Regions from separate parts of the Mus musculus genome. Here region 1 is linked to region 2. A link is a loop called in an ENCODE intact Hi-C map of the cell type or tissue named here. Cell type or tissue: gastrocnemius. All regions are shown on one strand. Links, peaks and the distances in the headings refer to the core of each region. The heading gives the core; the rest is flanking DNA. Region 1 overlaps Rgr (retinal G protein coupled receptor). Region 2 has its middle 97 kb from the start of Gm25204.

What was found. A loop is a pair of places that touch in the nucleus more often than their neighbours do. Peaks named below come from ENCODE experiments on the same cell type or tissue, not always from the same donor. Only the 100,000 strongest peaks of a DNase experiment are listed, where the experiment ranks them.
Region 1: a loop joins it to region 2, with 17 times the contacts of the local background. A loop is called at or near these places in 40 of 42 quality-filtered maps.

The regions. Positions count from the first base shown.
Region 1 is chr14:37,025,174-37,041,716 of GRCm38, forward strand. It overlaps Rgr (retinal G protein coupled receptor), which reads right to left. Exons shown (of 7, transcript NM_021340.4): 6 at 13,682-13,795; 7 at 9,736-13,194. The coding sequence ends at 13,063. Among named protein-coding and RNA genes, the nearest start is that of Rgr, 16 kb to the right of the region's middle. In gastrocnemius, for the core only: a CTCF peak has its summit at 8,297 (motif pointing left); DNase peaks (open chromatin) are centred at 7,546 and 8,274; H3K4me3 peaks cover 681 bases.
Region 2 is chr14:36,856,333-36,872,875 of GRCm38, forward strand. No RefSeq gene overlaps it. Among named protein-coding and RNA genes, the nearest start is that of Gm25204, 97 kb to the left of the region's middle. In gastrocnemius, for the core only: CTCF peaks have their summits at 6,259 (motif pointing left), 7,965 (motif pointing left) and 10,813 (motif pointing right); DNase peaks (open chromatin) are centred at 4,060, 4,359, 6,254, 7,409 and 2 more places; H3K4me3 peaks cover 780 bases; H3K27ac peaks cover 229 bases.

The sequences.
Region 1 (16,543 bases), core at 5,083-13,082, 170 kb after region 2:
ATTTCTTATCACACGTTTCCTGCATGTAAGAGGTATATTCTACTTTCTCACACATCTCATAGGGTTTTATTTGTTTGCTTTGAGTTTTGTTTTTTGCTTAAAATTTACTAATTTTCATGAATCAAGACATACAATTGTTGAAAGCTCTTCATTAATTTCTAGGGTTATATGAATGATGTTCTTGCTAATTGTATGTATGTATGTATGTATGTATGTATGTATGTATATGTGATGTGTACGTGGGAACCACAAATGTGGAACTTAGAAAACATTCTTGGGTGCTGGGCCTGGCCTTTTATCTTATTTGAGGACAGGCTCCTATTGGTGGCTGCTGCGGCATGCATTAGGCTACCTGGTGGCTGCTGCGGCATGCATTAGGCTACCTGGCTCACCAGATTCTGGGCGTTCTCCTGTGTTGGCTTTCCATCTCCTCGTCTTGCCACAGAAAGGCTGGCATCGTGAGCATACAGTACTGCGTCCAGCTCTCATGCCGTTCTGAGGATACAAACTCAGGCCTGTACACTTGCAGTACTCTTACCCACTGAACTATCTCCACAGTCTAAATTTTGTTACTGATATGTGTGTGTGTGTGTGTGTGTGTGTGTGTGTGTGTGTGTGTGTATCAGGCAACTTATGAGAATCAGTTATCTCCTTCCACTTTGGAGGCTTTGGGGATTAAACTCTAGGGCTTCAGGCTTGGCAGCATGCACTTTTACTGACTTTGTATTCATTGGAATCTCTAAACCTCTGAACAATACTGTATTATGATATAATGCACTAAGTCTTATTATCTATATTGCACAACTAAGAAAATGGAGGACCTGAATGATTTAAAAAACTTTCTTAGGGTAACATACCAAGAACTGACACCATTGTGACAGAGATCTTCTTGATGATCCAAAGTTTGGTTTGGGTTGTTGTTGTTTTAATTTTAGATAGTGAGATAGAACCTTGTGTAGCCCAAGCTGGCCTTGAACTCACTACGTATCCAAAGGTGATCTCAAACTTCCAGTGCTTCTGGCTCCGCTCCCAAATGGTGGGATTACAGGTGTGTGCCAGCATGCTCTGTTTATTCTGCGCTTCTTTCCTGACTTTGAGCAGTCCTTTGTAAATCACTTCCTGTTTAACATGAACAATGGTCTGGGAAATGTACCCAGCAACAACTGGTGTGGTACTTGGGACTGAGCCCAGGTCTTTGCATATCCCTAGCCCTTTGGTATTGTTAACCTTTCCTTCTTTTTTAATTTTTATTTTCCTAACATTGTTGTGGTGTGGGTTTTTTTGTTTTGTTTTATTTAATTGGGTATTTTCTTCATTTACATTTCAAATGCTATCCCAAAAGCCCCCCTTACCCACCCTCCCCACACTCCCCAGAAGCTGGCATTCTCACTGACTTTATACAACAGAAATCATTACTCCTTCACCTACGCTAATCTCATGGGAGTTTGAATTTTCTCCTGTTACGGCACTTGCAGCCAATGGCAGTGCATGCCTTGCCCTCTTCTGCTGCTAAGTTATGAGTTTTCACCTCCTTATTCTCTCCTTCTAGAGCAAAGCAATGAGCTTGGAAAATACCAGGCTGTTGTTGAAAGAATAAGGGATTGAATCTTCAATGAAGAATGAAATCAGATGAAACAAAAAAGTGTATGTTGTTTGCAATTCCAGGATATTTATTTCCTCTTAAAGTTAGGGAATCCTTGAAAAATATTTTTGCATTTGTACATGGATAGTCCTGAGGAGTTCTGTCCCAGTGGTGTGACTTCTTTATAGAATATTCTAAAGGCAGTTTTTCTAACTATTCACCCTCCATTTTCTTATGCATGTAGTACAGGATAAGACATAGCATCATGACATTGGATCCACTTTTATCCAAAGGACTAGGTGTGTGTACACATCCAAAGCCAGAACATCATGCCAGACACCAATGTGTCACTATGTGTTTATTCTGCCCTCCTTTCCTGACTTTGGGGAGTCTTTTTAAATCACTTCCTCTTTAGCGTGAACAAAGGTCTGGAGAATGTACCCATCAACACAACTCATGAACATAATCTGCAGTTTTTCATAGGTGTGTGAGTTTCCACAAGGACCTTCTGTGGAACTCAGACAACTCACCAGTCAAGGCACATTATCTCTGGGCCTCATGTTCTGATAGCACTACAGACAGAGAATACCTACTGCCTTGGTACTGGCCAGGTAAGGGATGTGGTACAGTTTTGGTGAACATTTGTGGCACCAGAACAGAGGGATGGGAAACAATTTCAGACTTTGGTCAAGCAAAGCAAAGAGGCCCTGAGAGGTTCCAGGATCAGGTGCAAGGAGAGGAGGCTTATCTATCTCACGCCTTCTTGTGATAAGAGAAGTTAGGTTTCAACCTCTCAAAAATGATTCCTTTCTGATATTTGAAAACAATGGACTTAATCTAACTCATCACTAGATAAATAAAAACACAGCTCAGAAAATCTCGCTGACTTCCCCAAAGCCAGGAAGGGAGTAGCCATTTGGTATCTGTCGTGACCAGGAGTCCAAGGTTCCTGCCACCTCACCTGCCACCTCACTGCTAAGCTGTCACCTGGAGCACCTGAAAATAATATCTTAGTATCTCAAGTAGACTTGAGTCACAGGTTCTGCTTGTGTGTGGACATCTTGTCCTCAAGATATGTGAACATAGATATTTGAGTCTTTACTACCTGGGAATTAGATTTAGGATGGAGAGGGCGAGTTTCATGCTCAGGCTCTGGTGTGAACTGAGCTATTGCTTCACCGTTGCCTGTCCCCTCTTTTCTCTGGGTCCTCTTCCTGTCTGCTTGTCTGCTTTGGAGGTGATTAAAACAAAATATAGGAAAGATAGTTTTCTCTTTCATTTCCTTCTGCTTACCTGTTTACTGATCCTCACTCGTGGCCCTGTTTTGTTTGGACAATTGCTTCACTAGCCCTCTTACCATGAGATCATCCTCAGACTGATCTCTGGTCTATCAAAGAGAGACTGTGCCAGTGGCTGGAAGTTTGCCCTCTGTCCCACACCTACAGGATACTCTGTGGTATGGCTGAGCCAACCGAAGATAGCGTCTTCATATCTCAGTATGTCTTGGAGCTTACCAGATACAGGTATTTGACAAGGCTAATGTATTTGTTCTGCTCCAAGCCAAATTCTCTTCATCTTAGCATATAATCCCTTTAAAATAAACCTATGTGCCATCCTTTGTTCTTTCTGGCCCTCAAACACATATAGTGTACATGTGGAAATTCTAATTTTCTCAGTATCTGTCTTACCCTCACCCACTCTTCACTACCTGGGCCATTTGGTTGGGTTGGCCAAATGCCTAGACCCAAGCAAATCAAGAAACTCTTCGGGTGACCTCAGTTTCCAAAGTGTTTCTGCAAGCTTACCTCCACATGAAGACTCCCCGTAGGTACCCTGCAGGGAGGTATGAAAATCAGATATCTGGACTTGAGTTTGTTCTTCCTAAAATTTGTCTTCATTTTCTTCATACATGCTTTCATGTAGCTTCCAAGCTGCTCTTTAACTTGTCACTCTGAGTGATGGTGGCATCATGCCATAGGGCAAGGGACCTAGATGAAAGCTGAAATGAAGATAGCTGGCCAGCTGCCAGAGAAAGGTCCTCTCTCTGTGCTTTCTGGCTGCAATGCTATGACCGACTGAAACATTGTATTCAACGGACTGAAACATTGTATTCATGAACCACAAGAGGCCTTTCCTCCCTCATCACTTTTTTTCTTAAGGGATTTCTTTTTAAATTAAATTAAATTAAATTATTTATTTATTTATTTATTTATTTATTTATTTATTTATTTATTTATGTTTTTTGGGAGACAGGGTTTCTCTGTATAGCCCTGGCTGTCCTGGAACTCACTTTGTAGACCAGGCTGGCCTTGAACTCAGAAATCCACCTGCCTCTGCTTCCCAAGTGCTGGGATTAAAGTCATATGCCACCACCGCCCGGCTTATTTATTCATTTATTATATGTAAGTACACTGTAGCTGTCTTCAGACACTCCAGAAGATGGCATCTTTACGGATGGTTGTGAGCTACCATGTGGTTGCTGGGATTTGAACTCAGGACCTTTGGAAGAGCAGTTGGCGCTCTTAACTGCTGAGCCATCTCACCAGCCCCTCTCTTCTTATGTGACAAAGAAAAAAAAAAACAAAACAAAAAACAAAAAAACGTAACAGGAACATTAAAATTGATAAAAACTGTTCAAATTGCTCATGTCACAAAATATCTTTTAAAAACTATATTTAAAAAATCTGCTCATATCTTCTTGTGATATCCTTACCCCCCACCTCTGATCCCTAGACAGCAGCACCTCTGGGCTAGCCCACAGCCACTTTCCCTGTTCTTCTGGTCAATGTCCTACACTGCAGGTCCTGACCATGGCAGAGAAGGGATCAGCTACTGGCTATTTCCTGGCTTAAATCCTTTAAAGTCTTCAACTGCTCTCGAAATCTTGTGTGGTGGTTCATGCTATCCCAGCACTGAGAGAGGCTGAGATAGGAGCATGGATTGTTTGGGCCAAGTTGAACATCTTAAGGAGGTTTTAGGCTAACCTGGAGCTACAAAACAAAAACAAACAGATAAATAACTTCATTACTCTTCTCCTCTCTTTTATCCTTCGGCCTTGACAGGCAAACATGTCCTAAGCTTCTTTCTTCTCTGACCCTGCCTTGGTTTCTTGAGCTGCTGTTCATTCATTCCCCACTTGCTGCTGTTCCTTCAACTGGAACATTTATCCCATTGCTCCTGCCCTAGCATACTCTTGGTCTGTAAGTTATTGTTCCAGTGTCACCTGCTGAACCATATCGCTCCTGACCACCTTTCCTGGTTCTTTCTGGTCCTCTGGAGTATTTCTCTCCATGGACAATCATCATTCTTATTATTTCTTCTTGTCAATGGGCTGTAAACCAGAAGGATATTGTGTGCCTAGATTGTCTCCTTGATTTCAGGTTAGGCTCAGTAAATATTTGTTGAGCTGTTTAAAACTGTTGAAAAAAATGTGTCAGCCTTACCTGGGAAGCTTTGGACATGCAGATTCTAGGCTCACTCCTCAACATATCAAACCAGCTTCCGTGCTTATCGAGAACACAGGTAATCCCTGTGCACTGTATGAGGTGTGCACGTACGTACGTGTGTGTGTGTGTGTGTGTGTGTGTGTGTGTGTGTGTGTGTGTGTGTGAGGTACTGCCTTTAACCAGTCTCGGCTCACTCTGGCTGCACTTGTACATGAAAATCTCTGAGCCAGGAGTCAGGAGGCATGTTTCCTCTTTACTGTGACACCTGCAGCAGTATTTGTGTCCTCTTGTGCCTTCCTTTCTCCATCACAAGACCTGGCCTTCTTATCTTCTAAATAACATTATGATGACAAAGTGGAAAGCCTTGGACACAGGTGATTCCTTATCAATAGTCTTTGAAACTATAGAAATTAGTAAGAGAAAGATGGAAATAAGCTATGAGACAAGGGGGATGTACAAAGAAGGAATTAACTTCTGGAGAAAGATATGTGCACTCACACATACATACATACACCTCAGTAAAGAGCGTCCTCAGAGAGAACTTATAGCCATTTTATGGTGATAACTCATGTCTCATGGAGCCGTAGGGTCCTTAATATCCAATAACAATGCGTTTCAATCTGATTTGCTTATTATAATCCCCAAAGGACTTTGAGAAGTCCCACACCAGTCCAGTGTATCTAGTTGTGGTTACCCACACACAAGACCTGGACACGATGGGTCAATCTGGACATTCCATTTTGCACGAGGAAGAAGTCAGGAGGTCCCACTTTTCCTGGGAAGCTTACAGCATCCAAGATCTGATGGGGAAGAGGAGCGTCATTGTCTTCAGTGCTATCGCTATGGATACATTGCCCGTGGTCCAGGTCCAGTGAATAAACCCACACCTCATCTGTGCTCATGCAAGCAACCCTAATTAAACTCAGCAGCGGGTCAATCAACAAACTGCAAGTAGGAAGGAGCCTCATTTGATGAAAGAAGGAAGGGTTCAGTCAGAGTGGGAAGGGAGTGGAAGACGGAAACGGGACTAAAAACATCCAAAATGTACATTATATATGTGAGAAGTCATCAAAAATACATTAATAATCAAAACTGCTATATCAGACGATGCCCACATCATCTGGGTTGAGCCCAGATATCTGCAGGCTGTGCAACCACTCAGGTTTAAAGCACACACAAAAGCCCCTGATGTGTTCATTAAAATTCAAATCTAGGAGCAGTGGGTGGTTCCGAGAGTTCTGTTCCCCAGGTGAGCTTGAGTCTGGCCTAGGGGCTGCCTTTTGAATTTCCAGACCCCAAGAAATTCACACGCACAAAGGAGAGTTAAGCTTTGAGGAGTTTATGGGGGTTAAGTAGTAAGGAATTGGTGGATGAGATGGTTATTGCTTCTGGTTGTCACTCAGCCGTCATAACTCTGCTGCCCGCTCTTCATGAGCAACCACTGATCCAGAGGGCAGCATAAGGCATCAAAGGAGGACTGGATGGAGAAAAGGTAGCCCACACTAAGGACTCACTGTGGCCCAAGCATTGTGAAATGATGCTACTTCAAGGAGTCCTTTTTTTTTTTTTTTTTTTTGTGCCCGTGGTACAGGTCCTCTCAAACTTCATCCTGCATTTGTTAAAGGGAAATTATTCTGTTTTCCTTCTTAAAGTGTGGTTAGCATAGATGTTATCTGGGATGGTTGCTTTAGGAATAGGTACCTTTGCAAGGCATGCAGTGCGGAGAGGGATGGGCTCAACATAAAACAGTATGGGTGAGGGGGGAAATTTATATTGAAGGAGGAGGTGGTCAGTGGAAAGAAAATGACCAAGAGATGTGCCAGCGGTAGAAGTGGATGCTGGCTAAGACAATTCTGTTAGCATCTGCCTATTACTGTAACAATACCCGAGGTAATCAACTTAGAAATAGGAAAGGTTCGCCATGGCTCAAAGTTCTGCAGGCTTTAGCCTGTGGGTGCATTGGGGTCCATACCAAAGAGCCATCATGCCAGGGGGACATGTAAAGCTGTTACCTTATGAGTAAACTTTTCTGTTAGGTCCCTGCTCTTAAAATCCCCACCTATCCCCTAATAACAACACAGACTTCTGAGCCACTCGTAAACATGAGTCTTTAGGGGGTATCTAAGACCTAAACTCTATCACCGAGTTTGGCAATAACAGAGGTCAGACATCAGAAATGATGGAGGATAATCCACTCCAGCATCATATATTGCGGATGAGAGAATGTTTGCTAAACCAATTATCTAAAACTGGGTGTCATAAAGGTTTTACAGAGGGGGCTAAAAGAAGCCTGGAGTGCCGGAGTTGCCAGAGACTGTCATATTGACTAAGTGGAAAAACTTGGATTCTTGCCCAGGTCTTCCTGACTGTGAATTCTAAGTGCTTTCCAAGCTGCCACACTGACTCCTACCTAGAGGGGCGAAGCTGTCACCGATGCCCAACAGCTGCAGTGGGGAGAGCAGCTGAGCCAAAGAAACAACGCACAGAGACAACGGAGGCCATTGTTAAGAGAGTTTGATGGGCAGAGAGAAGAACAGGTGTGCAGCATTGGAGCCAAGGAACAGCTTGAGAAAGAAGCAACCAGTGACCATGATTGACAGGAGAGCGGAGGCTCAGGGGCTGTGCTTTTTGGTTTTCATCCAGAAGTTTCCTAGCTCTTGTTCCTCGGAAATATTGTTTACCCTTAAAGGGCACGCAGTGAGAATGTGCACCAGCCGCTTCTCCAGGGGCTGTACCAGAGTGCCCTCAAACCCAGCACTCAGTAGTTCACAGTTTGTGTTTGTTCACATGGAATCTCAGCATCCAGAGCTATGACTGTCACCGATTTGGTTTTTGTTTTGTTTTTACCCGAGACTCCAAAGCCAGAAATGTCCAGGGAGTGTCCTAACATCCAAGTTAGACAAAGACCAGGCCATAAGTGGCCTAGCGGCACCTCTGTCCTATGTGGGAGGGTTCTGAAGTTTCACATCCAACTAAACTTTCCGGTGATGCTTTTGAAGGCAGAGAAAAGGGGACTTTATGGGCGCTGTCTGCAATCACTCCAGACAACGTACATATAATTCTGCTTCTTTCAAGGAGAGAAATGGGGTCTTAAGATTAAGAAACAGGCAAGCTACAGACCTCAGTACTTAGAACAGACTAAAGAAAGCTCAGAGAAGATCCAGCAGCCTGGGCTGGGAATTCATAGGCTTTTCCCAAAAGGCGCCACCAGGCAGGTGGCCCAACATTAAGTCATCATTGAGAGAGCACTGCCACCTTGTGGTAGCAGCTAGGCACTGCACACCTTCACCGACCCATGAAGGATTCCTGCATATTAGAGCTTTGCTTACCTTTTTCTCTTTTATTGCCTAAAAGACAGGACTGATAAGCATCGGCATTTACCGGGATAGAAAACGGGAACCAGGAGTTTGTGCACGAAGAGTGAGCTTATATTTAAACAAACTGACCAAGAGTCTTTCTAACTGGGAAAACAGAAGCTTTCTGTGTCACAACAATGTATCAGAAGGCCGAGAGTGTAGCTCAGTCCATAGAGACTTTACCTACCAAGCCTGCATCCCTGGGATTGATCCCCAGTACAACATAAACTGGGTACAGGAACAAAAGGAACAGAAGTTCTAGGTCTTCCTTAACTGCAATGAAGAGGTCAAGACCTGGGCTACATGAGATTTGTCTCAAAAGGGTGTGTGTGTGTGTGTGTGTGTGTGTGTGTGTGTGTGTGTATGGGGAAAATGTGCGTGATGCCATGCCTGGCTCTCACATTTTAAATTAAAATGATATCATTTGAGCTGGAATTTCGTATTAGTGGCCCTGGGCATCCCAGGGAGCTCATTCTAAGCTCCCATTCTCTTCTGCTATTACTCTGTTTTAAATGAGCTTTGGTCAAAAACTATTTGCTTGCTAGTGCTATTGTAACACAGCCCCATAGGCCTGAGGCTCATCTAACACACATACACCTCTTCCATGGGGTCCTAAGCTCAGAATCTGAGCTCAGGTTCCTGCTAACGTTGGTGTCGAGTGAGGCTTGTGCTCTAGGGGTGCAGCTGGCAGCCTTTCTCTGGGCTCACATGGTCCTGACTTGCTGGATGCATGGGAGGGGACAGGTAGCTAGAGGCCTGGCTCTGTGCTGTCCCTTCGTAGAAAGGAATCATCTTGTGACATTAGGGCAACACCCTCACTTAACCTACTTCTGTGGAGACTTTGCTTCCAGGGTGGGGTTTGGGGTTTTTTTTTTCTTGCTGTTGTTGTTTGGCTTTTGTTTTGTTGGGAGAAGAGAACTGAGCCCATAACATACATTTTGGTCGAGGAAGAGGCTTTTGATGGTCTCAGAACCTTGGGACCACATCAGTATCCATTGAGATCAAGAAGACAGAAAACCTGGGCAAAGAGGGTTCTTCATCCCCAAGGGGGCAGCAGAGACAGAGGCTGCTCATGGCACGGGCGTGCTTATACCGTGACTTTCTCTAACTGAACTAACTCTCAAGGGAAAAATCAGAAATCACAGCAGCATTTAGGTTCTCTGGCTAAACCTCAGAATTTTCTTTTTAATTCAGAATGGGGCTGAAAGTGGAAACCCAGTCTAATTTTGTTGAAACTCAGAATTGAATGGTGTGACTGTGAATCTCGGCCTACATACTTACTTCACATGGTTTGAGAAAAGTGGTTCAGTTTTGTTCTAAGGACTTAAAGAAATTGATTGAAATTCCAGCATTGTCTTTTCAGGCCCTTTTATTAAGTCTAATTGCAATTGCATGGATGAAGTTGTTCAGGAATTTCTACTTTGACATCTGAGACATTGTGAGTCCTCTTTTTTTGTTTTCTGTTTTTGTTTTTATTTTTTCGCTTGCAAATGTCATGGTAGAGTGTAATAGCCATCTTCCTGAGGTGACTGAATTGACCCTGGCACAGGCTCATGTCACCATTGCCATGCACTGTGTGTGGCACATATTAGCTGTTGAGTGTGTGTGTGTGTGTGTGTGTGTGTGTGTGTGTGTGTGTGTGTGTACAAAAAGAGAAAGAAAGAAAGAGACAGACAGACACACCCACACACGCACACACACAGAAGAGGTGGGGACAAGAGCAAAAGACAGAGATAGGATTACAAGCACTAAGTGGATGCTGGCATACAAAGAAGGAAGTGCTGCTTGCAGTGTTGTTCTGGGGCCTGGTGCTTGCCTGGTTCCTGCAGTTGGCCTGATTCCTGTTGACTTTTTCTGAGTTCATCCTAGAGGTCTGCATCTCAGTGAAGCAAAGAGTGCTGAAGCCAATGAGATTGGAAGGGAAGTTCAGACAGGCTCCCCAGGAAAGCAGTGATGGCCGCAGTCCTTGGTGTTACACTCCTTGGGTCCTTGGGTTCTGTAGCTGAGACTGCAGCACAATGTCTCTGGTCCTCACTCTTCTTCCCTGACTTCTCAGGCTGCAGAGCTTCTCCCTTTGCGCTCATTATCCTCGCTGTGATGAGGCCTCAGGTTTCTGAGGATTCGGGAACTTTCACAGAGCATGGTGAAGCCAGGGATGGGCAACATGAACTAAGGGTCCTTGCTGGTGAGCCTTTCTAAACTTGTTGTATTTGTGCATGTGGGGGACAGGACACTGTACTGATAGATACAATTGAGGGCACACATGAGTGAATGGAGGAAAGAAATCTAGCAAGCCCCGAGGATCATCAATTGCTTCACAGGCATGTGAGGGAGAGAAGTGGGGAGAGACCTAACTTACAGGCCAGGAAATCTGCCTATAAAGGCAGATAAATGGGCCCTAGGGAGCTCCAGATATTTGGGAGCTGATGCCTAACTTCAGCCAAGCCTATCCAAGTGCAGGGAATGGGTAGACTTCTGATTGTTAATGAAGCTTAGGGACTGTACCAACGTCCTACTGTAAGATGGATCTCAAGCATTATTGAGCCACATCCTTCCTTGGTCTCTCTTGACCCAGAGACAGCTGAATTACTCCATGGAAGGGCAAGGCAGGGGTACTAGAGGTGAATGGGAAGCAGGGCAGAGGAGAAGCCTTTCCTACATGCACTCAAGATCCTGCGAGTGCCCAAAGATGAAGAGACACTCTAAAGTTCACAGGGGAAATTGAGAATAGGGTAGATTGGGGTCTTAGAAATGAGTGGCTTTGTTTGGACTTTTGTTGGATGGGCTTCTGTCCCTTCCCATTATTCCTAGACTGGTCCTAACTCTCCTCTTCCAGGAAGCTGAAGGGCAGAGCTCAAAATATTCCTGGTCACAGCCTGGCCAATCTGCCTTCTTCCCATGTCTTCACTGAGATTGGGCTTGGATGCTGATCCCTTTGGCCTGTTTCTTATCTCGTGAGAATCCAGAGACTTGGACAAAGCTGATACCTCCCACTCTTGCTACTTGTCTTCTGGCTCCGCCTGTCTTCAACCCTTTCTCTCTATCTGAAGGGTCTTTCCCCTAATTTATCACAGTGCTCCCTCATCCCTCCTTAGCTCAATGTCAATAATGGTGGAAGAGAGGAAGGGTCCCCAACAAGGTTACTCAGGGCATTAACTTGGGGTGGGGGTAGGTCAAAATCTTAGGCCTGAACCCCACCACTTTATTGGTCACCTGCTCCACCCATGTGTAAGCCACCAAGACTTCCTTGCTTCATTTTCTATGCAGAGTCTAGGTCAAGCATCATATGCGGGCCCTGGAGTGTGGCCAAGTGTCATCTTGTCTGTATATCACCTGGTTGAGTACATAATCCAGAAAAGGGCGCTGTGGGAAGGCTGCCCCTAGTCTCCTCTACTATCCTTGATTCTGCAAAATAACCAATCAAGACTGAATTACGCAAGCTTCGTCTGGGTTGTGTACATATAACCTGATTTCCTGCATCTGGAGAACCAGGAGGCAACCCCAAATCTGCAAGTTGTAGATGAGCTCACTACTCTCCTCCCCAGGAACTTGCCTGCTCAGGCTCTCAGCTTTATAGGATGTGCTTTCTGCCTCTCACAGTCCCTGGGACACCTGCCCCTTCCACCATTAGACTTCCAGGATGGTCTCCATTACCCTGTTGGTCTTCTCTACTTTCTTCTAGGACAGCAGATCTCATGAAGGACTAGGCACCTGTTATATCTTGATTCTAAGTTGCTGAGTCAATAGAAGGTGCAGATGTATATCTAAAGGTGACCGGGGCTTTAGTGTCCCCAACTCGAGGCACGTGGGCTCTTCAGAGAACCCATGAGCTAAACAGAACCATGTATGTTCTGGGCAAAGGACACAGTCATCCTGAGCTCTGGAGACTGTCACTGTGGAGAGGAAATCAAAGATGTGGCTCCATATCTTTTGACATCTGGAGCATTTAATAATTGTTTTAATTTTTAAATGCTGGCAATGAATTTCAAAACATTTAGAAGCAATCTTTAATCCAAATCTCATATAACCAAGGGTTCATTTTGAATGCTGGTGCTGGTGGTCAGGGGACACCTAACCTGCATGCTCTTGTCCAATTTGTATAGTCAAATCATCATTTCTGTCATCTCATCTTACACTAAGGGACATAGAGCAAGGAGCAGAATAAGTCACTGGTGTCATTACAATTAAGCACATGCTATTTGAAAGATGGCAGCCTCAGATGACTTCCAAAAACAAACAAGTCCCAGGGCTTTCTCCTTTTATTGTAGTCTGGGTTCATGAAGAATGTGATTAAGGCTCATATCAGTATCTGTTTCAGTGAGCATTTTATGTGCTTGCTGAATACACATGTTAGCTTGTTCAACTGTTCTAGCGTTAGTCCACAATGTCATCTTTACTCTAGGGTTTAGAGAGATGGGGTTGGAAAGAGTTACTTTCCCGTGGCCCCTAAGACTGTATGTAGAGGGCTATGACCTTTCATTGAACCTAGGATTTGAATTCTTGGGTCCAACATAAGGTTAGACTCAACAGGGATCTTGGGGCTGGTGGGTAAGAGTCTGGCATGATTTCTAGGACTGTTGGGAAGTATGCAGCAGCATCTTCCTGACCTCTGACCTGGGGCATACTTAACCCAGGATTGAAGAGGTAGCCTTGACTGTGATCAGCCCCTTGAAGAGTTTCACTGGGTTCGGTCCTTCTTGCTTTTTTGTGGAGACAGACACTGCCAGGTTCCTCTACAGACCATCTCCCTGTGCAACGCATAGTTGATGGCGTTGATTGTGGGCATGGTTTTGGCGATGAGAGCAGGCACCTGTTGTGGTGGAAAAGTCCATGAAAGATGCTTTGAAGCCTCTACTTTTCTCCCAGTCCCACTCAGGACATGACTTTTTGGTCTCACCCTCCCCGCTTGGAACTATCACTTATTTGTCCTCAGCTTGATCCACTGGCCTCTGAGCCTTTCCTGGCAGATGTTCACTGTTCATAGAATGTCATAGAACCCCTGTATGTCATCAGAACATACCTGTTCTGAAACTGGGTGTCAATTTCAGCCCCAGGTCTCAGAGCACATGCTCGCTCTTATGTTCAGCTGTCCCTGACATCTCAGTATGGCCCAGGATGGGGAGGGGTGTATGTGGAACAAAAACATTTTCTGCACTTTATGAATATTTAAAGGAAGAAGAAGAGAGAAGGAAGAAAGAAAGAATAAATGGGCGTCTTAGCAGAAAGCCAGAAAGAGTGATGCAGAGAGACAGATGTCAGGATGTACAGGATTCCTTGGGCTTTGGAAGAATCTGTACCATCTGTAGTTTAGGAGAGATGAAGCTCACATCTGCGATGGCTGCGTATAGGTACAGGAGGGCATAGGGGCCCCAGCCAAGCAGCAGCATTCTGCCTGGAAGAGTAGTATTCACCTAGGAAGAAAACATCAGAAGCATCAAGTCACTCCATAGGCCATAACCATGCAGAGGCAAGGGTCCTAGCACAGATCATGCTCTTGGAGAGGTCTGGACCAGAAGATTTGGCATCACATGAGCTCTTTGCCTTGGAAGGGTATACAGCCTTAAGCCTGTTTGTTAAGCTTACCTGACTTCACTTTCCTTGTCTATAAAATAGTCTGAGTTGCCTGTAGGTAGGCACTGGGGTGGGGGTGGATAATAAGCTTCCTTCCGGGTATTGAGGTTCTGAGCTCTCCTCAGGCTTAGAGTGATCTCACTATTAGTAGCTGCAGCCATGTGGGAGATCAGCCTGTCTGGGCTCAAATGATTTCACCATATCAGACATAAACAGGGAATGGGCTGGCAGGGGAGGTTGCTGATGCTAAAGTTTCTCCTGGATCCACAGGAGTATTAACAACCGGATGTCTAATTTCAGGATGGATTTGAAATGGCTTCACTTTTCACTTACTCCGAGGCATGAGGATTTTAACGTGTAATATCTCTTTGACAGAGGAGATTTAATTATATGAGGACACATTTCCTTCAAGGCTGGTTGGATTTTTTTTTTTAATTCATTGAGCAGTGATGCTTGTAACACCACTCAGAGGGTAACACTCATGCTGCACACACATGGGGACCAGATTAGGATTCCTAGCTCCCACATGCAAAGGTACATTTGAGGACATGTGCCTACAATCCCAGCACTGGGAGGCAGAGACAGAGTGGATGCTCACAGACATCCATTGGACCGAGCACAAAGTCCTGAATGAAGGAGACAGAGAAATACCCAGGGAGCTGAAGGGGACTGAAGCCCCATAGGAGGAACATCAATATGAATTAACCAGTACCCCCAGAGCTCCTTGGAACTATTCCACCAATCAAAGAAAACACATGGTGGAACTTGTGGCTCTAGCTATATATGTAGCAGAGGATGGCCTAGTCAGTCATCAATGGGAGGAGAGGCCCCCCCCCCCCCATATAGGGGAATGCCAGAACCAGGAATGAGAGTAGATGGGAGTGAAAACTAGGAAAGGGAATAATATTTGAAATGTAAATAAAGAAAAGAAGGAGAAGAAGAAGGAGGAGGAGGAGAAAAAGAAGAAGAAGAAGAAGAAGAAGGAGGAGGAGGAGGAGGAGGAGGAGGAGGAAGGGGTGGAATGAAAGAAGGAAGGAAGGAAGGAAAGAAAGAGAGAGAGAGAGAGAGAGAAAGGAAGGAAGGAAGGAAGAAAGAAAGAAAGAAAGAAAGAAAGAAAGAAAGAAAGAATATATATATGTGGCTCGCTGCTTACCCATGTGAGTCAAGCAGCAAGCTCCAGGTTCAGGGACAGACTCGTCAAAAACTAAACTGAATAGTGACAGAGGAAGCAATGAGCAAGGACTTCTGCTCTCCACAGACACATGAGCCCCTCCCCTACAGCTCTTCAAACATGGAGGAAAACATGTACTTAAGACCGATGGGCCTTCCAGGGAGCAGCTGAGGATAGTGGGAAGCTAGCACCTCAGTGGCAGACAGTGTCACCTCCAGAAGCTACCCATCTTGGTTCAGGTCCTTGGGCCTGTGGATAGTGACCAGTTCTGATGCAAGCAGAGCTGATGGCCCAGAATCAACCAGAAAGGTGAGAAAATCATGGTGGTGGGCTTCTGGCCGATGGAATCCTCTATATGTGTGAAGACTTCATGTGTGCAGATAAAAGTTGTGGGGCAGGGGAAGGCCAGTAAAAATGGCTAAGTAGATAAATGCTTACATCCAAACCTAACAACCTGACTCCAACCCCTAGATCCCACGTGGTGGAAGGAGAGACCTGATTCTGGCAACTTGTTCTCTCATCTGCCCGTGCATGCACCCATGTGGTCCAGAACAATCTTAAGCTCGCACTGATCAATCTGCCTTCACCTCCCAATAATTTTGTTTTTACATTGTGGTGGCACGCACTGTTGAAGAGGCAAGGATTGATGTAGTCACTGGGAAATCAGCGTGTTAGATCTCAGAAAACGTGAACTAGATCTACCATATGACCCAACAATAGTACTCTTGGATATATATACCCAGAGGACTCTGTTTGTCTACTACAGAGATGCAGAAAATACATGTCAATGGAGTATTCAGCCACAGATAGAAAATCTCTGTCACTCGCGTGCTCATGCGCACACACACACATACACACACACAGCTGCAGAATCATAGAGGAAGATGGAACACAGACTGTCACAGGCAGGGGTCAGGAAGGGTGGGAGTAACCGTGTCTTCTGGACATGACACTGCTACACTCCCAAAGTCACAGCAGTTGAGGTTGTCTGCACAAGGTTAGGCCAGTCAGCACTCTAGCTTGCAGTGAGCTCCACTCCTAACTGGGAAGCTATGCGCAGTTGATAGCTTGCACGGGTGTGGCCTCATCTTGGCTAACCATGCTGCAGTGGATGGTCCTGCATGTGGGCAGTGCTAAGTGGGGCTGGTGGGTTAACATTTTTAAAAATGAGGGCATGAAGCCACGGATTAAAGAAGTGGGGGTGGACCTGAGAGGAGTTACAGGAAAGAGTGGAGATTGCATAAAAATACATTGTATCATATTCTCAAATAATTTTTAATAAAAATATTTTTAGATGGAAATGAGCAATGTGGAAGAGAATCTAGGAGATGATGCTCCTGCCTCCAAGCTAGGATCCAGGATTCTTGTACCTGTGTAGCTCTCAACCTGTTAGTTAGATCCACAGATGAAACTAATT
Region 2 (16,543 bases), core at 3,394-11,393:
TACATTTCTGAATAGTGTGTGTCTGCAAGGTTTGTGGAAGCCAAGAACTAAAGTCCCATACGGAACACATGAACAGGGACACTGAGGTGTGGAGAAGCCTCAGCAATGAGGCTAAGAGTGACTGTGCCCCACCCGTGGGGTCAAGCACTTGCTGTGGCTGCTGCTCATCTCTTGTCTATGGGAACAGGAGACAGAGTGCAGACTGCGGCTGCAGGCCTGAGATGTCAAGAGCCAGGACCTACCCATTCGCTGAGGGAGGAAAGGCAAGTGAACAGTGGCTTAGGGACATCGTCAGAGAAGTCTGCTATTATTTCTGTAGGTGCTGACAAAGGCCCAGGCGGTACCCACACTCAGTCCAGGCCTGGCCATCAGAGCTTTGCATTTTGACTGGTACTGGATATGGTGTAGGAAGAACATGAAACACAAGTAGGTCATGGTATTTGCACTGGGCTTTCTAGACAAGGTCCTTCTTACTCTCCCTGGGGCCTAACAAAATGTAACAGTGTGTCAGGGGCAGGACCAAGCCATGGAGAGAGCTGGGAGTAGACCCATCCCAGCAGAGAAGGAGTTCAGAGGAGCATAGTGGTGATGAGCCCTTAGACACCCACCTCAGCCAGTGTGGATGGTTTCTTCCAACTCTCCTCAAAATCCTGTGGCTTCATCTTTCACCAGCTTGGAGTCAGTTTCTCTGTCATCACCTTTAGGACTCCTCATTAGGGCCCATGACAGCAGCCTGCTGTACTGAGGCTGATGATCTGCGGTTTACAGATCCCACCATGACCCTCTTATTACTGTCCTTACCCTCCGCCTAAGCCTAATGCCTGACGGGAGAAGATGAGGTACCGCTTGATTGGCTAGGGTGGGTCCTCGAGGGAGCACTGATACCCTTTAATCCAGAAGCTTGCATGTATATACAAAAGATGCTTGTTCACCCTCTTCATTGAATGGGGTCTGGCTGGCTGCATTGTAACTGGCAAGTTTAATGTCACCCTTTTCAATCTGTAACAGCCATGTCTGCATTCTCTTCTTATTGTCATTAACATAGAAATGGCTGTGTAATGACACCAAGGCCTACCAAGCATGGCTCCCTGGTTATGTCATTATAAATGAAATGCTCTTGTTATTTGGGTAAACTAGAAACAGAGCAATACCCTCTCGTTATTTCAGCACACTGAAAGAGTTGGAAGGCTTCTCGAAAACCTGCTGTCTTCAGGCCTTAGCCCTGTCACTCAGATACGACACCCCTCAGACCTCAGGTGTACTGAAGCCTAGGAGATAATAAGAGACTAGGGACACACATTCTAATAACCTCCTGGAAAGTTTTGTCATTATACAAAGCAAAGCCTCAGAAAGACACAGGGATTGGGAGAGAGCAGAGACAATGGAGGGACCAGATCTGGCCAGGACTCTCCTAATCACCTGCTCTGTTGAGATCTGAAATCACAGCAAGGGAGGAAGGGAACGATAGGCCAACAGTAACCTCAAAATAAAGGGTGTGATGGGCCATCCATCCAGAAGGATGCCAATCAGGGAGCAACCTGAACAGTGCTCTTGGATGCACATGACAGCTTCACTAAGGCTAATTGTTCTCCAGCTCTGTAATGAGCTCCAAGGACTCAGCTACAGGGTTCTGTGGCTCTCAGAAAAGAAGCAACTCATTTGCTCCTTAAACCCGAGGGTAATCTGGTTCATTAGGAGAAGTCACTGCTCTGACATCACATTGTAGGACACACCATGGCTGGAAAGCACTGGTCTAGGTGGCATGGTATCTTCCACGGCCCTGGAATGAAGACACACAAATGCCCAGCCCCATCCAGCTGAGAGCACAAACCAGCATCTACCCACAGACCCTCATCACTCCACAAGAGATGGGTGCTCCATTTGGAGAGGACTGGCACGGACTCACAGCATCAAGTTGAGCTTGTGTGAAGAGTCTGAGTAGTTCTGTCCGAAGGGCAAGCAGGGGTAGCTGGTCCCTCAGTGTCTCATGCTATAGGCTACTTGCCTGAATTCTGACAGGGGGCAGTATCCTCCCTGGTCCACACATAGTATACCACAGGTCTATGCCATACACCATACACATGCTAACACATGCACCATGTATCCTATAACCCACAATGCACCCATATACCACACATACCAAAAAACATTTGAGTACCACAAGCACCATGTATACTACTTCACACACATACCACAAGCACATTTAAACTCATACTATACATACCACATATAACACAGGAGAGAGTGAGCAGGGAAGAGGGGGAGAGAGAGACAGAAAAAGACAGAGAGAGATAGAGATAGAGATAGAAAGAAAGAGGGAGAGGGGGAGGGGGGAGGGAGAGGGAGAGGGAGAGGGAGAGGGAGAGGGAGAAAAAGCAGATATCACACAACTCCTCCATGGATGGGCAGCTCTGTAGCTTACATAGCATTAAAAATATATTATCTCTGTGATAATATTATATCACAGAATGAACCATAATTCACACTGGCTTGACCCAGAAGGTGCCATTGTCATTCAGCTTTGCTGGATGCCCAGCACATAGTAGGTAGTGCTACATGGTAAGCATGGACAACAGATTCTAACTGGGAAGAGTGGTAGGGTGTGCTTCCCCAGAGTGGGCTGATCTGGGATCCACTCCCCATGCTCGTTTTGGAATCCAAGATGAAAGAGCAGTCGCTCCCAGTGAGAGACACCTCTCACTGGACTCAGTCATGAGTTCAGGGAGCAGAGACAGCTTCCCAACACATCACAGAGCTCTACTGGCCTGTATCTGCTGAGAGCAGACTGGTCAAAGTCAAGTGGCCACGGCCAAAGTCCAGGACAGGGAGTGGCTGAGCATGAGACCATGGTGAGGGCAGGTGTGGGGTCCATTGCAGGTTAGTAATGAACTAGAGCCAGTGAGTGGACAGACCTAGGGTATCTCTCAGGATTTATGAGCAAGAACCTCCATTTGGTCGGCTAACAGCTCACAGCAGTCACAAAAACATAAGAATTTTAAACCATGGACAAGATAGAAAATAAATCTTTTTATTGGGGTACAGGAGGAGTAGTTGAGGTTCTTGACTGGAAAACTCAGGCCCAGGGAAATTTATCCCAAGGGCTACAGAAGGGGGATACGTGGCTAGGAAAGAATGAGAGCCAGCCAGTGGGGTAACAAATGGCATAGGTTGAGAATAAGTTAGGAGTCAATAGAGCCCACTGTCAGCCCTGGGAACCTACACATAAAATTGTAAATGCAAAAAGTCAGATATGAGATAACTGAGGCAAACTGCCGCTGCATCTCCATTGCTCAGTCTCCTGATGATCAGAGTGCGCTCTGCAGTCAATAACCCAGGAATCAACAGCCAACCTGCTCCCATTACATCAGAAGCCAAGGTATCAGGGTGTTCTCCAATACACGTGCACTAAAAGGGCTCTGCACCCTCAAAGACTTGACTGCACTACAACATCCCTTACACTGTAGACTTGAATCCCTCTTGTAGGCTTTTCTAGAGGATCATGAGAAGAAATACCAGCCCTAGACATGGCTCTGACCAAAAGAATGTACTCCCAGCTGGTCATTGTCAGGAACAGCAGGATAGCCCAATCAGAACCCTCCACTGGGACATCACATTGAGACCACTGAACCCTTGTTTCCTAGGGGTGTTTTGCCTGATTGTAGCAGAGTCCAGGACAACTGTCAGACAGCTTATGCTACATAGATGGAGTCCACCTAAGGTGGGTATAGTAAAGATTGGGGAAGAAAGGCCAAGGGCAAAAGTGACAAGCTGGCTCCAAACTCTGAAGCCTACACACCCAAGGGCAGCAGCAGCTCTGTCCGTGGGGAACCAATAGACCCCTTAGTAGTTAGAGCAACAGAGAGCGGTGCTCCTCCTTCCAAAGCAGCTCACCTATTCTGCGCTGATCAGAGCTCATAGCCTCACTTGGCAAAGGATGGTGTGCCCTTCCCTGGGCCGAGAAACAAGCACACGGGCAGGCCAAAGAGCTGGTACCGTGGCTGCCCAGAGTAATGGATTCTGTCTGTGCTGCTCTGGCGCAGCCTCAGCTCCATTGCTCTGCCTCATTCCACTAAGACAATGAGGTGGGATGATCTCTGGACAAGGCTGAAGCCCGAGAGCTAGCTGTGTTCCAGGGCCAGGGATGAAAACCAGAAATCAGTGTGTGGGACTACGCTATCCCAATGCCTCCTCTCACACAGATCCTGCCAGGCATATGGAGGGGTGGGATGGGAATGACCTATTGGGATTTACTGTCTGATTCTGCTCTTCTTTAGCTTACAGCCGGCCAGTAAGCGGGTGTCTGTGTGCCATGAAAGAGCACTGAAGTGGGTCAGCTCAGTCTTGAGCACTGGGCTCTGCCCTGGCTGTAGTCCTACTCTCTGGGCACAAGGCAACCAGAGTGAAGCCAGACACCTACCAGAAAGCCACACTGAGTCCTCAGAAAGACAAGAGCCAGTGAGGGCTCGAGACGCCACAAAGCCAGCTCCTGACGTCAAGTAGAATGAGGAATGGTATCCCCTGGCATGCTGTGGTGACTGACACCCTGAGGCCATACATGTGGGCTCATGTATCAAACCTGGGATGACACACTCCCATGGAAATACACTGTCTTAGGGCCAGAGATGCAGCTCAGCTTGAAGAGAGTTGCCTTGGTGAGCACGGAGCCCTGTGTCTAATCATCAGCACTTAGTAAACCCGGGCTTAACTACATGGCTGTAGTCCCTCTACTACATATAGAGAGAGAGACTCACACACTTGTCCAGGCCTGACAGGGTTATCTGGAAAAGGAACTTTTGGTGCTAGCACCAGGAAGTCTGGGTCAGAGAGAGAGGAGAATTAAAGATTCAGTTTGAGGGCATGAGACCCTGCTTGAAAATAAATACATAATACATACATACATACATACATACATACATACATGCATGCATACATACATACATACATACATACATTCCTGCCTATAAAATTGCACACAGCACACATGCTTTCACACACATACACATACTTAAGACAACATACACACATACATGTACATATACAAGTGTAAGCATCTACAGAGAAACCCAAGCGTACAGTTCCACCCCAAACCACAGACGCAAAGATGCATGTTCACACATGACTCGCGGCACAACATACTCATCTCTACCGTCCAAGGGTCTAGGTCTGCCCTCCTCTAACAGCACCTCCAGGTCCTGTGGCAGCCGTGCAACCTCATCGGGGTAATACAGACAGCCAGGGAGCTGTCTTCATACAAAGCTGGCTCCTATCCCTAACCATCAAAAGGTGCGCTCTGGTCAGGAACTGCAGGGATTCAGGAGGAAAGGGCTTTGATAGAAGAAATCTAAGAAGTTTCTAGAGGGTGCAGAGCTGCAGGAACTTCAGGCAAAGAGCAAGAGGAAGTAGAGCCCTTTTGGACTATGAATGCTGGTGTCATGTGACGGACAAGTCTTGTCCCCATGAAGCTATAATTCCCACTTAGCCGTCTAACTGCAATGGGGGAGAGTCAGGGATGAGCACCGGGATACCCTATCACAGGAAGAGCTTAGCTTGCACTTGCTGAGGGAATGAGACTGAAAGGACACCCAGACAGAAGCTTGGGAGGTGAAACCCCTGCATGAGACACAGCACGGCGACTTTTCAGGAAGGACAGGCACAGGCGTGACAGCATCCCTATGGCTTTAGCGTCCTAGGACTATTGAGGGTCAGAGAGGTTAGGTCACTTCTTCATGGTCATACAACAGATGTGGACTGAGGCTTGTGTGAACACAGAACTCTAAATCCTGCATCCCCTAGCCCCGGCCAGAGTGTCCACTGGTGACCTCCCAGCCTTGGTTTCCCTGAAGTTTAAGTCCAGTCTGCTCTAGTAGAACCGGTGTCCTATGAGCGGTCCTCAGCGATTACCCACAGGTCACAGGTGGGAGGCCAAGCAAAGGCCTGGGGAAGATGGCTGGTCCTCACAAGGTACAGCCAGTGTCACCAGTAACCCATCTCACACACTTGCCCAGGTCTGACAGGGCTGTCTGGAAAAGGAACTTTTGGTGCTAGCACCAGGAAAGTCTGGGTCAGATTAGAACTAAATGGAACTCCAAAGGTCACTAGGCTAACTCCATCCCCAAAATGAAGAACATTGGAAGGATAGAGCTGCCCTGAGCAGGAGGCCTGACTTCCTATAGGCCCATACAAGACACTATCAAGGACCTGTATCAGGAATTACGGTGGGACCCTTGGGCTGACCCAGTGGCCCGCAGCTCCCTCTGCTGGCAGAACTCAGTCTGGCAACTACAACCTGATTAGCTATTCAAATTCAAACATCTCTGCCTGTCCTTCCGGATACTATATTCTGAGCGTGATCTAGTCAAGGTATTGCAACTGTGATCTGCTGCCTGCCATCCCGAGGACATTCACCTTCGTGCAATCGCTCATCACAATGCAGCAGTGGCCTTAGTTTTACAGGCATCTCAGTCTCTGGACGTTTCTAGAGCACGAGTCAGTGTTTTTCTGCAGATGCAGTTCTGAGGGCTCCGAGGGCTCCTGGGAAATGTTCTGCATGTGTATCATATCTGTCTGTGTATTGATCCAGCTCTAGCTGACATAAGTGAGAGGGTGGGGAACCCTCTGGGGGCCAATGAAATAGCATCCATTACAGGATTCCTGTCCTGGGTCTCAGATCAAAAACAGGTAAGTCACATATAACTCACAAACACACAGGCGGAACATGACAGTCGGACACACAACACCTGCGCCCCTCCTAGTCTCCAGTGTTTCTGGACAGGTCAACGTGTCTTTAATAGAGGATTCATACTCATTTATTTCTGTGCCAGAATGCAAGCTTCCCAAAGGCTAGGATTAGTGAGGCTTGCCATCCCATAATCCCCAGTATTAGAAATGAGTTTAGCACAGGAACACACAAAGAGAAAGGATGCTATACTTGCAGAGTGGTGCCTAAAATTTCACTTATTTAAAAAAAAACACACACACACACATACACACAAATAAAAATCTCTTTTGTGGTTGCCCTGGTCAGCAGGCCATTGGCAGCAGCCTGTGGTCTCTGGACAATGGTGGGGAAGGGGAAGAAAATAATTTCTCTGAAGTGCTCTACCACCCTCAACTGCCCCCGTGCACCTCACTGCCGGGCCTAGGAGACACAGCAGACCAAGGTGACGTGTTCAGCCAGAAAACAAGAGCAGAGTGCACCAGCTCACCTAGGGCTCATGTCTGACGTCTCTCCTCCTGATTAATCGTGTGTGGCAGTGCCTGCTTGGCCACCTATGGATGGTGTACGCAGACTCCTCAGACTCCAGATAAGGATCACCAGCACCTAAGCCTAAAGTCAAGAATCTACACATCAATCACAGACGGCAAGGACCCGGGGCTGCAGGCCAGTATTGAACTGCTCACCATCCTTCCAAACCACTGGAACTGAGGTCCGCCAGCCTGCCTCTGGGTGCCCAGCCTGGGAAGGCACAGCAGGGCCCCAGTTTGCCGGTGGGACATGTGAAGTGCGACTCTTAGAGCAGGCCCAGAAATCACTCTTCAGAAGACAGCGATCCCCTCCCAAAGATGAATGAAAAAAAAAAAAAAAAAAAAACCTAAACAAACAAGCAAAAACTATGAGGGGTACTACGGGCACCAGGAGATGTGAGCAGCACCGTCGCTTGTTGCTTTGGCCTTTCAGCACATCCTGTTGTGAACTTATTCCCCTCCTCTCGCCTGCATTTGAGAAGGTCTAAGAGAGGCCAGTGCTGTGTGACTCCAGGGTTGCAGCTAGGGTGTGATTTCCAGACCAGCCAGGTGCTCTGCTGCTTGGAAATAGGGCTGTCCACGGTGAGGCATCCGCAGACCTCCACCAGACCTCCAACTCATCCCTCAGCAGGCCCAGAAAGTCACCTGCCTGCAGGTTTCACTTTCTCCAGACCTGAAAACAGTGCGCAAAACTGCTCCGTAGAGTGAGCTGCGCGCCCTCGTGTGGCCGTGTTTGGGAATGCAGGTCTGGCCATGTGATCACACTAATGCAGGAAGCCCCATCTGGAGCAAAACAAAACAAAACAAAACAAAACAAAACACCCAGAAACTCCTGGACACATCTTCGTTGAATTTTGCGGATTAAGAGACCCTTAGAGAAACTGAATTTCTTATAATGTCCCCTTCCTATATAGAGGGCTGCAAGTGGCAAAGCCCAGATTCCTATACCACAAAGTAGCTCTCTTTCTGTATTTGCCAGGGTTCTCTAGAGTAACAGAACATGGAAAGACAGACAGACACTCAGACAGATACACAGACACACAGAGAAATAGACAGAGAGATATAGATATTAAAATCGATACAGATAGATAAATATGTATATGCTATGTGTTGTATTATGACTTATTCGAATCATTTATAGCCTGTGCTACAGCTAATCCAACAATGACTGCCTATGAATCTAATATTTGTTTAGTCCATGAGACTGGATATATCAGCTGGCCTTCAGTATACGCAGGAAAGGACTTGCCAGAGGGCCCCCATCTGCTCATAGCGGAAGGGGAGCGGGAAGGATTTTGGGAGAAGTGACCTGGGGGGGGGGGGGGAGCAGTGAGCAGGATGTAAAGTTAATAAGTAGGAATTAATTAATTAATGTTTTAAAAGAGTAAGAGAAGGCTAGGAAAGTACCTCAGAGACTGAGGTGCAAAATCAAGGTCCCAGGCCCAAGTCCAGCACTGCAAAACTAAACAAACTGGAAAGGCAAGGAGCCCACTCAGGCAAGCAGCCTTCATTATTCCGGCCAACTTTCCTGGGTTTGATGCCACCTTTGATTCCTAGACTTGTAATGTTAGGTGCTCTAGCGGTTTGAATGAGTATGGCTTCTACAGGCTCATATATTATGAGCTTAGGTCCCAGTTGTTAGAACTGTTTGGGGGGGATTAGGAGGTTTGGTCTTGTTGAGAGAGGTACATCACAAGGGGTAGGCTTTGAGGTTTCAAAAGACTCAAGCCATTCTCAGCATCCCTTTGAGGATCAAAATGTGAGCTCTTAGCTGCTACTCCAGCGCCATGCCTGCCTGCCTGCCTGCCTGCCTGCTGCCATGTTCTCCTCCATGAGAACCATAAGAGTCAAATAGACTCTCTCGTCTACAGTTGTCTCAGTCATGGTGTCTTATCTCGACAACAGGAAGATAACTGAGATGAAGGTCAAGGACTTTTCCAGGAATTCTGCTCCACTCGGTCATCATGCAGAGCAGAAGAGAAAAGAAAAAGAGCTGCTGACCGTTTGCTGACAGAGAAGAGCAGGTGAAACTGTGGGCTCTGAGGAACTGACTCTTAACACTTTATATAACACACAACGCATAGCCCCGAGAAAGATGAGCTCGACTAGGGCCGTGGAGGCTTATGGTCTCAATGTGCTTGAAAACACAAGCCACATTTGGCTCTTGAGATTTGAGTGGCAAGAGAAGCATCTTTTGACTCTGTCTGTAGCCTTCTCGGGACCAAAAGGAAGCTTTGGAGGCTGTGCATATAGACCTTACCTGGTCCACTTCACTGTCTCTCTGAACTCAGAAGGGGACTGCCAGATAACGGGAACTAACTCTACAGATACAGGGCTAGGAATGGGGCCATGGCCCGGAAGGTGAATGGTCTTGCAGCCAAGCCCCTGAGTCTCATTGCTGGGCCCCATGAAGGATAGAACTGGCTACCCCAAGTTGTCCTCCCACCTACACACACACACACACACACACACACACACACACACACACAAGCATTCATACACACAAAGAGACAGACAGACAGACAGACAGACAGACAGACAGACAGACAGACAGAGAATAAAGGAAAGAAATACATTGCCAGGCAGATATTTGTTTTGTTATGTTGGGTTTTGCTTTGTGCTTGTTTTATGTTTTTGTGTTGTGTTATCACTGTGATGTTGTGTGTTTTTCTGCATCTTGTTTGTGATACAAGATTTTGCTCTGTAGACCAGTCTGGCCTCAAATCTTTGATGCTCCCCTACCTAGCCTCCCAAGAGCCAGAATTACAGACACACGTCACCACGCCAGACCGTTTATACAACAGCACATTCTTTAGAAGTCACATTTGAAATATTAAAAGAATTAAATTTTTCTGTAATGATCCAATATGATATAGTACACTTCAAAGTGTAATAATTCAAAATTTAAAATGGAGATATTTTAACTTGATTTTTATTTAAAACATGGTGTGGATTTTAAAATTCTAAGACGTCACAGTTCAGAGCAGCTTTGATTTGAATTCTCTGTAGTCACATATAGTCATCACAAGAGCACAGACCTAGTGTTCATCCTTGATTCATGTCACAGAGCCCCACAGTTAGCCACTATGTCAAGGGACAAGGTATTGGACCCTCGGTGCTGCCTTTGACACATAATTGAGCCAAAATCACAGGGCGTTTCCATCTTAAGTGACTGTCCCAGGAAAAAGGGACCAGGGTGGACCAGGGCTCTTCCAGAAATTAAATGAGGAGCCTAGGCTGGCTCTTTCAGTAAATCAGCGTCCACACCACGGTCACACCCAGTGTGCTGTTGTTGAGCGGCTATTTAATTCCAAGACCAGAAACCTGTTATAAACTGTTCGGCTTTTCGTGGACAGTAAAGACAACGAGATGTTTGCTTCCCTATTTGATTTGGACGTCGGAATACACAGGGAAATATTACTCTTCATGAAAAGATTGCTCTGACCCCAGGGCTCTAATTGCATGTATTTTGGAATGCTCTTGATTTTGAAAAGTTAAGAAACTGTTTCCATTTGTGGAAACAGACTCCAGATGCATGCATTAGGAAGTTGTTTGCCAATTTGACCACTAGGTGGCGGCATTATATAATAGAAGACACCAAACTTCAACTCCATGTAGGCCATTTTCCCCAAACTGTAGAGATTACTCAAGAGCCTCTTCAAAGTTCCAACGTGCTATCTTGCAAAACTTGGCAAAATAATACTAAAAGTTACACGGAATTTTAAAACTTAATGAAGCAAGCTATAGAAGCAAGCAGATTTCAAGAGCTTTCAAGTAGCTTTCAAGAGTTGAAATTCACCATGCAGAATGTATGTCAGGATAACAACCTACTGCGGGTACCACAGGTACCTTCTCCAGTGCAGACAGCATCAACCCTAACCCACATGGACTTCCAGTCTTCACTCATAATGTTTACACTGGTAAATGCTTAACTCTGCAAACCATTCTCCACAAATAGTAGTTGCTGGGTAAGCAGGTCTCCACTCACTCAGCTCTACCTACAGCTATACCAGTGGTTTTTTCCTTTGCAGTCTGTGCCCACAGGACTGCTAGCTTTGTACCATGACAATTACAGTCCCCAAGGACCAGGGTGCCTTTGAAACTCAGTCTTTTTTTTTTTTTCCGTTCTCAATTTCACTCTTTAATTTATATTGCACCAAAAGAAGTTCACAGCTGGAGAATGATATTAAAATTATACAGAATATTCTTTCTTTAAATCCCATTTCCCTCAGGCTAATTCTTGCCACTAAAAGTAGTTTAATTCTTTTCTAAAGCAAGTCCCCAAAACAAATACCCATACCCATTCTCCATCTCTTAATGGTCTCTCGTGTGTGTGTGTGTGTGTGTGTGTGTGTGTGTGTGTGTGTGTGTGTGTTTTAAGCCAGATATCAGATCCTGAACTCTTTTGTAAGAGCATTTATATAAACCACAGAGAGCATGGAAGTCCGAGAGCTGAGCCTCCCAAATGCTCTGGCTGAATTTCTAAGAGTGCCAGTGTTTCCCTCACAAATGAGACATAGAGAAATTTTATTAAAGGGTTTCTGGGCACTGTTTAGGGCCCAGTGCTGGCTCCTGCTGTAATATGTGTTTGGGAAAAGAAGATAGGCCCAAGACATTCCATGTGTAAAGGTTCCCAGAAATGGGGTCCCACAAGTGGTCTGGACACCTCATCCTGTCACCCTGGATCCCTGTGACCACCCTGGAAGCAAGCTGGAGCTTTGCCTATCCCATCCCTAAAGTAGAAAGCTGCTTTCAGAAACAACAGGCATTTTTCTAGGCAAAGCTCTGTGGCCCCAGTGAGTCAGTGGGTCTCCCAAGGTGTCTAGCTTTAGCAGACTCACCCCCAGGAGAAAAACAGTTTGTACAATCATGCATGATTAAACGAGGTGACAAGGCAGTAGCCACTAGGAAGAGAAGGCACCACTATTACCTACAGATACGGTCCTGTACACAGACCAGCTCTTGAGGCCCACAAATAGCACTATTGAAACTGATAACAGCACAACCCCAGTCCGAGATCCATATACAACAATCAATTGCCTCTCTTTATACAAGGGCTGAACAAAATCTACAAGAAAGAAAACAGCAATAAAACTTCACGTGCAATGGCATAAAAAGGATAATGTACTGGGAAATAAACATAAGGTATCCTGACAATTATGAGACAGAAATAACTGAAGGAGCGGCGCGTGTTTGTAGACAGGGAGAGGCAGACGGTTAAGGTGATGGTCAACCCAACACCAGAAGACCTCTGCTCTCCCCACTGAGATCGTGTGCTTTTGAAGAACTTGACCAATGATCCCTAAATTTACACAGAACTGTAACGGTGAACGGCCTAAATAGTACTGACTGACGAGGGAGTACTTCCTTCTTTCATAACGACTTACTGTTATGAACAGTGCACACGGGCACAAGAACCCACAGAGAACCTTAGGGCGGATGTCTCTCTGTAGAAAACAAATTCTTCTCTTTACACTCAGTTGATTCTCAGGAAAGGTGACAACACTAGTGCTTTTGAGAACTGGAAACTGATGTCCCACGCAGATGAATGCAAGCCTTTGCTGCATACTTGGTACCAAAACCAGCTGGGTTTCGCACCACGGGGGTCGGTGCAGGAATTCAGTAGCATAACTGCTGCAAGATGTCCCAGAAGATTATCTTTGAGATCTTGCGTTTGGCAAGGATTCGGGTTTGACACCAAAAGAACAATGAAGTAAATTTAAAGAATGTTACATTTGGCTTTATCAAGATGTAAACATCTGTGCTGTGCTCCCTAAGATGTGAAGATAAGCAACCATCTGAGAGAAAATAACTTCCCAAACCCATATCCATTAAGCAGCTTGTATCTAGAACACAGAGTGCAACTTCACACTTCGGCAATACAAAGAATGCCCATAAGAAAAAGCACAAAGATGTCGCTAGACCTGCCACCAAACACCCATAAATGAATAGCTAGTGACAACACAGAAAAATAACCCATTAGGTCTTAGGAAAAGGCAAATACAAAAGCACTACTAGGCATTGATTCGCAGCCACTGACCTGGATACACTAGAAAAGCCCCGTGACAAAGGCTGGCAAAGACAGCAGGGAAGAGGACCACCAAACACTGCCTGTAATAACATGGAATTCTGCGGGCCCCTTGAAAATAGCTTGGCAGCTTCTTGAGAGAGTAAACATAAATGTATCTCACACCCCAGCACTTCCATTCATAGGTGTATTCCCAAGAGAAAGAAAAATACATCCATATGAAGGTCTAACCCCAGATGCTATTGGGGGTCTCTATTCATAATACCCCTAAATGAAAAATAAGTAAATATCTTCCAATTGGTGAATGGACAAACACATTGTATATGCCCACACAGGAAATACTAATGGAATTAAAGCTGTTTATAACTTCCTGTGATAGGATTGCATTGTGAGTCATTTCTGCGGTGACCCAGGTAAGGGCCTGTCTTCCTGACATCAGAACTAGGACTACAGCTTCATGTATTCACTCCTTGTTTCACCCAGACTATCGAAGTTGACAGTGCTGTGTCAGAGATAGTTCAACTATTAGTTGTCCTTTTCAAACGTGGCTCATTTGTTCCCTTGGCACATATAAGCTAGGCATGTCCCTCTCTGGGTTCTCCATGTTAAACGTCCTTACTTATCACACATTTCCAAATAGGTGTGCCAGGGATGTAGATGTACTCTGAGTAGTGATTCCTGGGTTCTGTTGCTAGATGGCTGTTTGCTATAAGGTCCCGGTTGTCACTATATTAGCTTCACCTTCATGCCTGAAAGGACAGAATGCGTACACACATGGGTGGGTTTCTAAACAACGCTTGAATGGTGCTAGACACTAGAGCTGGCCAAAGGAGGGGGTAACGGTTGCTTGGCTCCACAACTCCCTTTGGCTGAAGACTCGGGCTTCCGTGGCTTTGTTCACTAATGCCTGCCATCCCCCCAAGCTTGGATGACTTGAAGGGCAGACCACTGGATTCTGCTGCCTGGTTTTGAGCCAAGGAGGAAAAGCCTAATCTTTATGCTCTTTATTTATACCAAGCAGAGATGGTCAGTCCAGCTCTCAGTAGCACAATACTTCTTGGAGCTTCCTTTATAAAGTTACAGGCTTGCTGACTGCAAACTGTGAAGCAATAGGGGGCAAGACAGCCTACCCCGCTAAAATTCACCGTTGACTTATTTTGTGTAGAGAAATAAAATTCTCACAGTGGCAGCTGTTTTCCTGCCATCGTTTCTATACTCCCTGGCCAGAAGCCAGTCTCACCAATGTCTAATAAAGTTATGCCATTATTTTTTTCTCTGCTTGAGAAAATGGGCATTTCCCTTTGTTTTGGAACAAACTCCTGTTCTGTCACTCAACACTTAAAGAGATTGAAAATGACAAAGATAACGTGCCCTGCCCATGTACATTCACTGTCTTGTTCGTCATTTGGCCTGATGGGAACAAGTGTTTCTGCAGGGCCAGGCATGTGCACACGGATGCCTGCACAGGGGCAGGGACTGGAACAAGTGATGAAGAGATGCTCCATCATCAAGGCGAGGAAGAGCAGGCTAGCACTCTTGGTGTCTTTTAAGCTGGGTGACCTGGGCTTTCTCCAGCCTTTGAGTAGTCTCACCAAGTCAGAGGACTTTGTACTTTATATTGTACATTGTATATTATTTGAGAATTAGGCAACTTTCAAACAAGGCATCATTCACTGGGCCCATCCTCTTTCCCAGACTCACTGGCGAGAAGATAAATTATCTTTATGTCGGGTTGGGTTCCAAAGCTGTCTGTTCTCACTTTATATTTTTGATATTTCCCTAAATTGATATAGCCAGTCATATATATGTACAAACACACACACACATATACACTTATCCTACTACGTGTGTGTGTGTCTTAGGATTTTACTGCTGTGAACAGACTCCATGAGAAGGCAACTCTTATGAAGGATAATATTTTATTGGGCTGGCTTACAGGTTCAGAGGTTCAGAGATTCAGTCCATTATCTTCAAGGTGGGAACATAACGGCAGCATACAGGCACATGGGGCCGGAGGGTCTGAAAGGAGGTGTTCAGGATATGTAAGCAGTATGTGGTTTTCTTTAAGGAATTTGAGCACCCATGTATTTGGGTATTAAGAGCCCCAAACCAATCTTCCTCAGACACCAAAAGACAAATGTACTTCACTGATTTATCCTCTGCATATATACTTTGCATAATCAAGTATATAGTTCAAAAACACCTTAGTGGGTGTATCAGGTATACAGCTCTCATTATAAGTCCACTTTAAAATGTTTCTATCACTCAGTAAGACCCACACACTAATATATAAATACTTTATTCCTTTATGCCACGTTTCCTTTCTGTTTATACATTTTCTACTATATTTTTTTAGATGTAGCATCATACAAGATGTAGTATCTTATGTGAGACTTCTTCCATTTAGCAAGCCATAGCATATGTCAGTTCATTCCTTACTAAGTAGTATTTCCCTGTGTGGGTTTATAAAATGTGTCTATCCATTCACCAACTGGAAGACATTCACTTATTTTCCATTTAGGGCTATTATGAATAGAGGCCCCAATAACATCTGGGATTAGACCTCATATGGATGTATTTTTCTTTCTCTTGGGAATACACCTATGAATGGAAGTGCTGGGGTGTGAGATACATTTATGTTTACTCTCTCAAGAAGCTGCCAAGCTATTTTTCAAGGGGCCTACCCAATTCCATGTTATTACAGGCAGAAAAAGAGTACTATGAAAAAAGTAAATGTATATTATAAAGACACAAATGTGAAATATGTAAAATTGTACCATTATTATTGTTTTATGCAGGTATTTATAAGCATATGCATAGGCCTCTATCTCTTAACTTGCTTATGAATTGTTATAATACAGGTATTTGAATACTGTGAATATAATGGGAATGCTCTGGTAAATATTTAAGACCATTGTCTAGCTGTGGAATTATGTTTTGTGTGTGGAAATTAGCCATCCTCTTGAGATGTGGGTTATTTCAGGATTCCCACACATTCTTTGAATGCAAAGTTGTATCATGACTAGAACGCAATAGCACTATGTATCTTTCATACAGATGGCCAGGTTTTGTTGATTCTTTGTACTTCTATGGTTGTTTTGTTCTGTAACTTTTTGCATCATTCTTTTAGAATAAGGGTTCTCTGGTCTTTCCTACTGATTTCCTGGGAGCCCTGAAAGGCTCCTCCATTGCCCAAGACAAACTCTCTCAGGACAGCAGCAGCCAAAGGCCCAGGCTTCACAGGGCCTAAGGGCTTTCCTGGGCAGTCCA